Regions from separate parts of the Homo sapiens genome. Here region 2 is linked to region 1. Evidence: chromatin contacts called from ENCODE Hi-C or POLR2A ChIA-PET data. All regions are on one chromosome and are shown on one strand. The core of a region is the stretch at or near the end of the contact, and the rest is flanking DNA. Distances in the headings are between cores, read along the strand shown. Region 1 overlaps FLT1 (fms related receptor tyrosine kinase 1). Region 2 overlaps FLT1 (fms related receptor tyrosine kinase 1).

The links. Hi-C counts contacts between places; a loop is a spot of excess contacts on that map. ChIA-PET counts read pairs that join two places held with the same protein, here RNA polymerase II (POLR2A). Pooled maps may share reads with other maps.
Region 2: a loop to region 1 is called in a map with no recorded cell type, with 5 times the contacts of the local background. The contact joins two enhancer-like sites. A Hi-C loop is called at or near these places in 2 of 168 maps with a recorded cell type or tissue (CD14-positive monocyte and posterior vena cava), 2 of 37 single-sample maps with no recorded cell type and 4 of 50 pooled maps. POLR2A ChIA-PET finds 5 or more read pairs at or near these places in 7 of 52 experiments (B cell, BJ, GM12878 and 4 more).

What each region holds. Positions count from the first base shown.
Region 1 is chr13:28,427,866-28,432,785 of GRCh38, reverse strand. It overlaps FLT1 (fms related receptor tyrosine kinase 1), which reads left to right. Exons shown (of 30, transcript NM_002019.4): 7 at 1,476-1,650; 8 at 2,619-2,736; 9 at 4,865-4,920. Among named protein-coding and RNA genes, the nearest start is that of FLT1, 65 kb to the left of the region's middle. RefSeq lists enhancers at 1,821-2,480, 2,500-2,899. Within about 2 kb of position 2,750, at least 3 of the 41 ENCODE cell types and tissues checked have a DNase peak (open chromatin) inside an H3K27ac peak, as active enhancers do.
Region 2 is chr13:28,464,650-28,469,569 of GRCh38, reverse strand. FLT1 (fms related receptor tyrosine kinase 1) reads left to right here. Exons shown (of 30, transcript NM_002019.4): 2 at 1,953-2,049; 3 at 2,441-2,667. Among named protein-coding and RNA genes, the nearest start is that of FLT1, 28 kb to the left of the region's middle. RefSeq lists a silencer at 2,072-2,303. Within about 2 kb of position 2,274, at least 2 of the 41 ENCODE cell types and tissues checked have a DNase peak (open chromatin) inside an H3K27ac peak, as active enhancers do.

The DNA of each region.
Region 1 (4,920 bases), core at 1,501-4,000:
GCATTGCTGCTGTAAGTAAGAGTATCTACAACACATCTATTAAATGCTAATAATCTTCTAAAACAGCACTGTCCAGCAGAACTTTCTGTGATGGAAATATCCCGTATTTGTGCTCCAGTACTGTGCCACTAGCCACATATGGCAGATGAGCACTTGAAATGTGACTAGTGTGACTGAGGAAATGAATTTTTGATTTCATTTAATTTTAATAGCCACACGTGGCTGGTGGCTGCAGTACTGGGCGAAGCAATTCTAAAACACAGGATGAGTTCTTTCCCAAGTCAGAAGCAATACCAGTGTTACTCAGCTTGGCAAAGGAAGTAGTACCTGTATAAATAGAGCTGCAGAAAGCTCCCTCAGTCTGTTACGTTAGGGGACTAGTTCTCTGACTTTTGATAGTGGCAATTGACTTTTCTCTCTGGTTATTGCTGAGAATGAAGAAAATGGCCTCAACATGTGTCTGTCTGTTCCAATGGGGAAGTAAAAGGACAGGTGGGTAGAAGTGTATTAAACGTGGCACAGAGGAGAACTAAGCTCAAGATCCAAAAATCAGTTCTGGACAGCTCCCAAAGACATTTTTCCATGCTCCTCCCCTCCGCCCCCTATGACTATGGGGAAGGATTGAGAGGTGGAAATAACTTATTAGTTATAAAATATAGTGCTTAAAAAAAAAAGGAGACGGCAATGTGATCTTGTCTTCTCAAAACAGTGAGCAGGACTGTCATTGTGGCCAGGTCAGATTGCAGAGCCTAAGGCTAATTCTTGATCTTCTCTGAGACAAACCTGGGACAGCACCTTCCAAGTCTTGGTTAAAGATCCATTTACTGTGATTTAGCTGACATGGGCAAGCACTGTTCAAATAGTGAAATAATGAAACTATAGCATTATTCCACCTTAGTAAGTACAGCCAAGACTCATTATATTTTCCTTCATATCTCGTAGGGACAAAAAAGGAAACTCACATGGTGATTTGGTGAGAGAAGCACTGTCATTAAGCCAGACACTAACTAAGGCTTATGATTGTCCACGTTTGTGTGCGATATCTATGCCTAGGGAACAGGTTACTGTGTAGAGAGGTGTGTGTGCCAGAGGAAGGACACTAGATTTATGCTCAAACAACTTCAGTTCCTAGCCAACTTGGGCCAGGGTATCACTTCCTTCAGTTTTTTCATCACTAAAAGGGCAGTCAGCCTGCCAATCTCATTAGGTTGTTGGGACAAACAATTGAGATAGTATATGTGAAAGTGTATTTGAAGAAAATTAAGTGCTAAATAAATCCTGCTATGCTACATATTTGAAGCACCTCTAGACACAGATGTAGTTTCCAAACATTACGCTCTAGGTGGATTTGACATGATTCTTAGTATAAAACAGAAGCTGTTGTCGAACTAATGATCTAAGAAATGTTAAAATCCTATATAACTTTAAGCATGAACACTCACTCCTTCTACATTTGTTATACATTTTCTTTCTAGAAAAATAAGAGAGCTTCCGTAAGGCGACGAATTGACCAAAGCAATTCCCATGCCAACATATTCTACAGTGTTCTTACTATTGACAAAATGCAGAACAAAGACAAAGGACTTTATACTTGTCGTGTAAGGAGTGGACCATCATTCAAATCTGTTAACACCTCAGTGCATATATATGGTAAGCATAGTTCAGCGTTGCCAACTCATGCTATGCTTTCTAATCATTGTAGATGTCTGTGTTCTCTAAATAAGTCAGTTTTCTGTTGGCCAAGAGTTACATTATCATGAATGAATACAGCTTGGCCATGGTTCCCTCCTCCCCCTGTCAAAAAGCAAACCACATTAAGTACTCTTTACATTTAATACTTTTGAATTGAACAGAGAGTCCTTTCTTTAGATGCTTATTATGGCTAATAATTCGGTTAGAACCTAATATATTTATGAAATTCTTAGTGTTCTGTATAAACAAAACAGAAAAAGATGATGAGTTTTATCTTTATTATCTAAGAAAAATTTCTCAGGTACTACCATGAATTAGAGAAATAAAAATATGGTATGCTAAATCATTTAGAATTAATGCTATTTTATTCCTGCTTTTACTCTCAAGGAATCCTAATGCTGTTGCTTAATTTCAGTATGCAAATTCTATAAAGAAAATGCTTAAAGACCTTATTTCCATTGCTGAAAAGGAAACAGTGTGGAGGGCAGAAACTATGGAACAATTCTATCAGTAGCCTTTATTTCCTTTTGTCTTTCTCCAGTTGATTTTTGATATCAAATTGGTTGTTTTAGGGTGTACAGAGCAACTTTTTCTCACCTTGCTTATAGTGGCCAGGTAGATTTTTAGAAATATCTTCCCACTTCTTTGTTATTGTGATAGAGATATTTAAGGTGTTTCACTTTCTGTTGCTCTGCCACTGTTTTATGTGGCTAGGACGTGATACCATTTGATTTGAAAGGCGTTCACCAATTACAGTGCTTTTAAAGTATCCTATTCATGATCAACATTTGGGCTCATTGATAGGCTCTATCATAATTCAGCTCTGTTTATTTACTCATTGATTACACCCTCCCTGAATGAGGCCCTAAGGTTTTGTTTATGGAAATTATTCTTTTCTAATGTATGTATCACTTCTCCTTTCAAAGATAAAGCATTCATCACTGTGAAACATCGAAAACAGCAGGTGCTTGAAACCGTAGCTGGCAAGCGGTCTTACCGGCTCTCTATGAAAGTGAAGGCATTTCCCTCGCCGGAAGTTGTATGGTAGGACCATCCTTATTTCCATAACAGTTTAAGACATACTTTGTAAGTGGGAAGCTGCAAGAGCCTAATGACTCGAATTCCTGACAAAATACCAAGAGACGTTCCTCAGACAGCCCCAGAGAGCTCAGAACTCTGTAGATTCTTGGGTGGTGGAGGTGAGAAGGGCTGGGGAAAAGGAAATAATGTAGCAAGGTAAGCGAGAGATGAGGTTTGTTTGAGTGCTCGCTTCAGTCTAGTCTCTTACTGTGGCTAACTTTCTGCATCTCTAAACCTTCCTATGATGTCAACATTCTTTGAATGGGATGTGTTGAGCAATGACTAGGAAGCATTTTGAATATGTAACATGCTCTATTAACCCTGAAGAAGTGGGCTCTTGTAATGAGAATGCTGAAAATAATTCTTTTATATACAGCTGGGTTGAAAGTTCCAGTCCTGTTTTAAAATTAAACAAACATTAATAGAGACAAGACTTACTCATTTGAAGAGGGGGACGATGGGGCCTATTTGAACTAATTAAGTTTTTTTTGGCTAGAAAGATACATATTCAAAACCTCCTTCAGCAGTTGTTTTTTAAAACACTGGTACAACACCTGATGTAAAACAATGTAATCTGTTTATGATCTGCAATCATTTTACAAAATTACTGTTAAATGCCAATATCTTTGGCTCAAGTCATTACATTTTAAACAAAGGGTATAGTACAAAACTGATTAGCAAAACAATCCATACAATAGGGATGTGGCGCCATTTTAGAATCTCCCTAACCAGAGCTGATTTGGCTTTCAATGTCATATGAGGGCAGTGTTTGTTTGCAGTTCCCTCAAATACTTAATAGGGAATTAAAGAGAAAATTTTAACTTTGTGCTATGTCTTCATGCCATTGCAGTAGAAAAATGATCTTTTTTGCTTCAGAATATCAAAAACGTTTAGTAGTAAATTTTTAGGTTTAATAGTAAATTGAATAGTAATCTGATGACTCCAGGAGGTACATTCACTCTTCCAGTGTCTGAGGGCACGCTCATCTGTTAGTGTTGATTTCTTCAGTAACTAAGTAGCAAGGGCATTAAAAAAAAATTCAATCCACCGTCAAAAATGCTGACTTGTTGTAGGAAATAATTTAAAGTAATACCAAGACAATATTTGTAATCACAAAGTGTAGCATCCTCATTTTAATTACTTTGGATCTGAGACACACTAGTAATGGGAATTTGTTTGTAGGACTTTATAATCATGCATGATAATGAACTAAGTTCCCAATATTAAACCTTTATACAGAACACAAGAAACTCCTAATGGATTAAAACTGCCTATTTAAAGAACCATGCATTTTAATGAAATCATAGAATTTTAGAGTTATAAGGAAACTTTGAGAACCTCTAGAAAATTTGAGAAAATTGGAGCCCAAACTGGTTAGTCACATTTGCAGCAGCCTGCAGTGAGTAGCAGAGCCAGGTCAAGCACCCAAGCCTCTGACTCTCAGTTCTGTGTGCAACAGAGTGATATCAATGCATCGATTCAGTATTTAATACGTTTTTAAAATTTCTTTAAGTTTATGCTTTCTGTTTTTTTTTTTTCTGTGCCTTAACTGTTCTTCCTCAGAGGAAAAATCTTGATAGTCTTGATTTCACTCTAGTTTATGAAAGGGACAACTGGTGTGACCATTTATAAAACTAATAAGAACTCCACATGAGACCACAATAGAAAAGTCTATTTTTATTTTTATCTGGAGAAGTGATCTACTTGATCTGACTTACAATGGCCCTTATACTGCTGATGGAGCCTCGTGGAAAACTCTGAAAAACATCTCGGATGGAATCAGAGCCCCTGCTTCTGGGTTAATACTTAAGTCACAGTGGCCACCAGTATGCCTGTGGGCACACTAAGCTACTGCTTTTCTATCTTCGCTCGCTTTATTTCTTCTTCCTTGCCAATAAATATGAAGTGTTACCCAGTCTAAAAATCATATCTGCCTTTACTCAAAAGTTAATGCCTACATTTTAAAAATCAACACTGATGATCAAAGGTTTGAAATTGGTCAACTTGAGCTCAAAAACTTCAATGACCGTGTTATCAAAGTGATATTGAGAGGCCGTGTGAAATGACTTACTGATCATGTTTTTAACCACAGGTTAAAAGATGGGTTACCTGCGACTGAGAAATCTGCTCGCTATTTGACTCGTGGCT
Region 2 (4,920 bases), core at 1,025-3,524, 37 kb before region 1:
CACAGCACAGCACCGAATGCACACACCCTGCCTGTGAGGTGGCTCGTAGGCTTTCCAGTTCCACTCACGAGGAGCCTGAGGAGCAGCCAATTAAGTGATGCCAAGGTCATGCAGTCAGTAGGTGGAAAAGCTAAGCCTCAAACGCAGATCTTCTAACTGAATCCAGTTTTTGAGATAGTCAAATCCAAGAGAAACGCTGGAGAGGACTGCTGGGCATAACCAGGGTATTTGACACACACATCATCTCACAGATCTGTGACCTAATGGTAAACCCTCCATGACCATTCACTTAGAGCTTCTACCTTTGCTTCCACTGTTTAAACTGATTTTTTAAAGAAAACTATACCCTGAGATTGGTGCCAAATACTAAGTTTTCCTCCCTCCAAGAATTTCTTTCCTCTCTCCTGCTAACTTCTATTCCCGCCTAAGGAACGCTAATCCTGGGCCCCTCATTCCCTGCCTTTCGGAGGCATTGCAGCTGCCTGGGAAGAGGGGAGGAGGAGGAGGCTGGTGAAGAAGAGGGAGAAGGAGAAGAGAGACTGAGGGATGAGGGGAGGAAGGAGGCGAGAGAGATCCTTAGTGATAGTATTCTGATTGGTCAGTAATAGCTTCAAGGGAGGCTCAGCCTCTGTAGCACCTATGGTTCAAAAAATCATGAGGCTGTCTGTTAGGCTGTTCTTACATTGCTGTAAAGAAATATCTGAGGCTTGGTAATTTATTAAGAGGTATAATTGACTCACAGTTCTCCAGGCTGTACAAGCATGGTGCTAGCATCTGCTTGCCTTCCAGTGAGGCCTCAGGGAGCCCTTACTCATGTCAAAGGCAAAACAGGAGCAGGTGTATCACATGGTGGCAGCAGGAACAAGAGAAGGGGGGAGGTGCCACACACTTTCAGATAATCAGATCTAAACAACAGCACCATGCCATGCATGAGGGATCCACCCCCACGACCCAAACACCTCCCATCAGGCCCCACCTCCAACATTGAGGATTACAATTCACCATCAGAATTGGAGGGTCAGCATCCAAGCTATATCAGGCTGGGACTGTGAGAAATGGAAGGTCAGAGATTTCAAGGTCGTCTAGTCCAATCTCTTTTTTACAGATAAGATAACTGAGATCTGGAAAGAGAGATGACTTGTCTAGGGTGATACAGCTAGTCACTAAAATGGATGTCATTATTGCATCATATGGAGATGTGTAGATTTTAAAGCACTTTCACCACCTCACTTTATTGCCTCACAACAATCCTCCGAGATGTTTGTCGAATGTCACGTAAGCGTGTGAACAGTTCCCTTTTGACTGTACCATTGTAGAGGGAACTCATAGATTACGTAAGACAAACCAAATGTCTTCTAAAACTGATTTTGATTCTATAATTAGTTTTCCAAATGAGGAAACTGGTTCAGAAAGGGAAATGATTGGCCAAAAATATCATTGCTCAACTAATGATTGCATGAAATTCAGAGCCCAGGAAAATTTCTGTACTTTTTATTCAGAAAAAAAGATGAGACAGGCCTATAGGACTAGATGACCCACACTGGAAAAAGTTCAGTATTGAAAATATATTTTGGATGACACTGACATTTATTCTTGAGAGTTTTTACTAAGTTATTGCATATTTGAATATTATAACTAGTTATATATTTTAATATAATTTCATTGAACCTATATGAATCCATTACCATTCTACATAAATAGGCTTTTGGATGTTATTTAGGTCATTTGGTATAAAAGGATATATAATATTTATGAGCAAGGGTAGAGCTAGAAAAAATTTGTGAATTAAGAGAAATTTGTATTAGTGTATCTTTTGCTTATAAATTAAAGATACAAGTAAATTAAAGATGTAAATAAATTAAAAATGAAAAACTCACCTTCATGGAAAGATAACTTAAAAAAAGGTAAGAAGACAATTTACAAATAATACATTTTAAAAATTTGTTTTTCAGGATCTAGTTCAGGTTCAAAATTAAAAGATCCTGAACTGAGTTTAAAAGGCACCCAGCACATCATGCAAGCAGGCCAGACACTGCATCTCCAATGCAGGTAAGTGGCTGTGTTGGTTTGGGAATAATCTAGTTGCCATGCCTAAGGCAAAATCATTCCCTGGCAGAGTAAAAAGGTAGGGACCTCAGTGATCTCCTGTGATCTGCAAAGTGCAAACCATAGGCATCCAGCTTCCCATGAAAGGGGATTCATGGGGAAGGGAGAGCATTACTCACTCAGGGAAATGGGGGAAGGGATGCCCAAATAGTTCTGCATCTTTATTCTGAGTATTGTTCTACAGCTTTTCTGAATGTGTTGCTTTCCCGTAAAGAGGAAGATGACTACACTTAAGAGAGGACCTCCGCTTCCTAATAAAATGAATGCTGAGGAACTGGTGCTGAGCCTAGGGCCCAGCCATAAATATGTTTTGTTTTCTTATCTGTGATTGCAGGGGGGAAGCAGCCCATAAATGGTCTTTGCCTGAAATGGTGAGTAAGGAAAGCGAAAGGCTGAGCATAACTAAATCTGCCTGTGGAAGAAATGGCAAACAATTCTGCAGTACTTTAACCTTGAACACAGCTCAAGCAAACCACACTGGCTTCTACAGCTGCAAATATCTAGCTGTACCTACTTCAAAGAAGAAGGAAACAGAATCTGCAATCTATATATTTATTAGTGGTAAGACTTCCATTTTCTACATTCTGTTTGCTTTTGCTTTGCAAATGAGTCATAAATCTACCCTGATCCATTGGAAAGGTTGCTTTCCTAGTGAGTATGAAAGAAACGGGTTAGGAAAGAGATTCCATCCTAGTTGTAGACACTTTCGTGGATGTCAATTTTAACCAGAATTGTCAAGGCCCAGTTAGTCACTATGTGCTCCACAAAGAGAGAGACTGGTCTGTATAGGTCACCTCTGTACCCACAGCTCCTAGCACAGTATGTGGCCCATAGTTGGATGAATAAGTGAATAAAAGGATTTTAGTTCTATTTCTTAGTTATTGAGAAGCCCAAAATAGAATACATGATTTTTGTCATTTAACACAGCTGCATTCTCTTATATGTTGGAACTGTAAAATACTGTTGTTTCTACTAAATTAATAAACGCAATGTTGCTGTTATCTCGAGTGTTATATAACTGGTTCCAATGGACAATGTTGTATTATTTCATGTTCACTGAGGAACTACTATAATGACATGAGAACTGGCACTGACCAAGATACAGTGCAAAGGGCAAAGGGCAAAAATGAATCATGTTTGATTCATTTTTTATGGTACTCGTAAAAAAATCATTTTCATTCATTCATAATTTTTATGATACTGTTCTTCCTTCCTTAGAGAATGAACAAATGAAGTAACATTCAAAGGGGAGAAATGCAAAATCTTTTAAGAAGTAGAAACTCACAGTAAAATTGGAACCCTGAGAAAGAATAATAAAAATGGCCTGTCACTTTCTTCTTCCTTGTTTAGTTCCAATTTTCAAATCTTGAGGGGATTAAAGAAAAAAACGCACACACACAAACAAGGCTGTAGAGAACACAAAGCAATATTAGTAGGCACTTCAGGCACAGAATCAGGTTTAAAAAAAACAAAAGAAAACAACCAACCATCAGCATCAATAGCTAAATATACATTGTGGGTCTACCTTCTGGTGAGGTCAGGAACTGGGTCTTTGCATTGGAGGTAGTACAATAGAACTAACATTTTAGTGAGGCAGTTCTTTTTCGTTGTTGTTTGTTTGTTTTTTTGAGATGGAGTCTTGATCTCTCACCCATGCTGGAGTGCAATGGCAGCTCACTGCAACTTCTGCCTCCCAGGGGCAAGCGATTACTCCTGCCTCAGCCTCCTGCGTAGCTAGGATTACAGGCGTCTGCCACCACTCCTGGCTAATTTTTGTATTTTTAGTAGAGACTGGGTTTCACCATGTTGGTCAGGCTGGTCTCGAACTCCTGACCTCAGGTGATCCACCTGCCTCGGCCTCCCAAAGTGTTGGGATTACAGGCATGAGCTACCGTGCCTGGCCATGAGATTTTTTTTAATTTGTGAAATAAGGCAACTAGACAGTGTTTTTCCCTGAGCATAACATGTACATATCCAAATTCAGGATTAGTCTTAGGAGACAGCAGAACAGTTGCCTGTTATTGACAGTAACCTCTTTGTAGCTGCTATCAGCCTGATTTTGACTGAGCCACTTTCATGTCCCCGATCCTCCAAATTCTGTTTTGACATTTTGTGCTTGTCCAGGGGGTAGATAACTGTAAGGGACTAACCATCCAAGCAGTTTGCCGTCAAGGGATGCAATCAGCTCACTTCCACATATGAGTGGGAGGTAGGCCGGGGAATTTTGCTTGGGGAAGTCAGCCCACTTCTAAAGCAGGGATGAAAGGATGGTAGGCAGGAATGAGGAAGGGTAGAGAAGGTGCAGCATTAAGAGCAGAGACTTTCAGAGAGGTAATTTTGCAGCTGAGGGGGAAAGACAACACGCTTGATAGTGGTGGAAAAAGCCATGTACTCAGCCATCTGTTCTCTTTCTCTAATTCCACGTAGCATATTGTGTTCTTTCCGACATCTGTGGAGAAAGGAAAACACTGCAGTGAGTCACAGACTGCCCCTGTCTCTATAGGGGAGTGGGAGAAAAATTTATTCATTCTAATATTTTCATAAAACTTTCTCCTATAGGTTTATCAGTCTGACTTGCAAATTGAACACTTAAATGAATAAAAAGAAAACCATCTCTTTTTTTCTAATAAATAGTGTTCAGCTATTTTCACCTTTAACTCCTAAACTATTCAATAGACATCATGGCTTTATGAAGCCAGGGAGTGCAAGCCTCTCCACTCAGTCCCCTACTATCACAAAGGAGAGACACTGCTATTTAGAATTAGTTCCATTTCAACTATACAACAGAGCAGATCTGGCAAACAATCATGACTT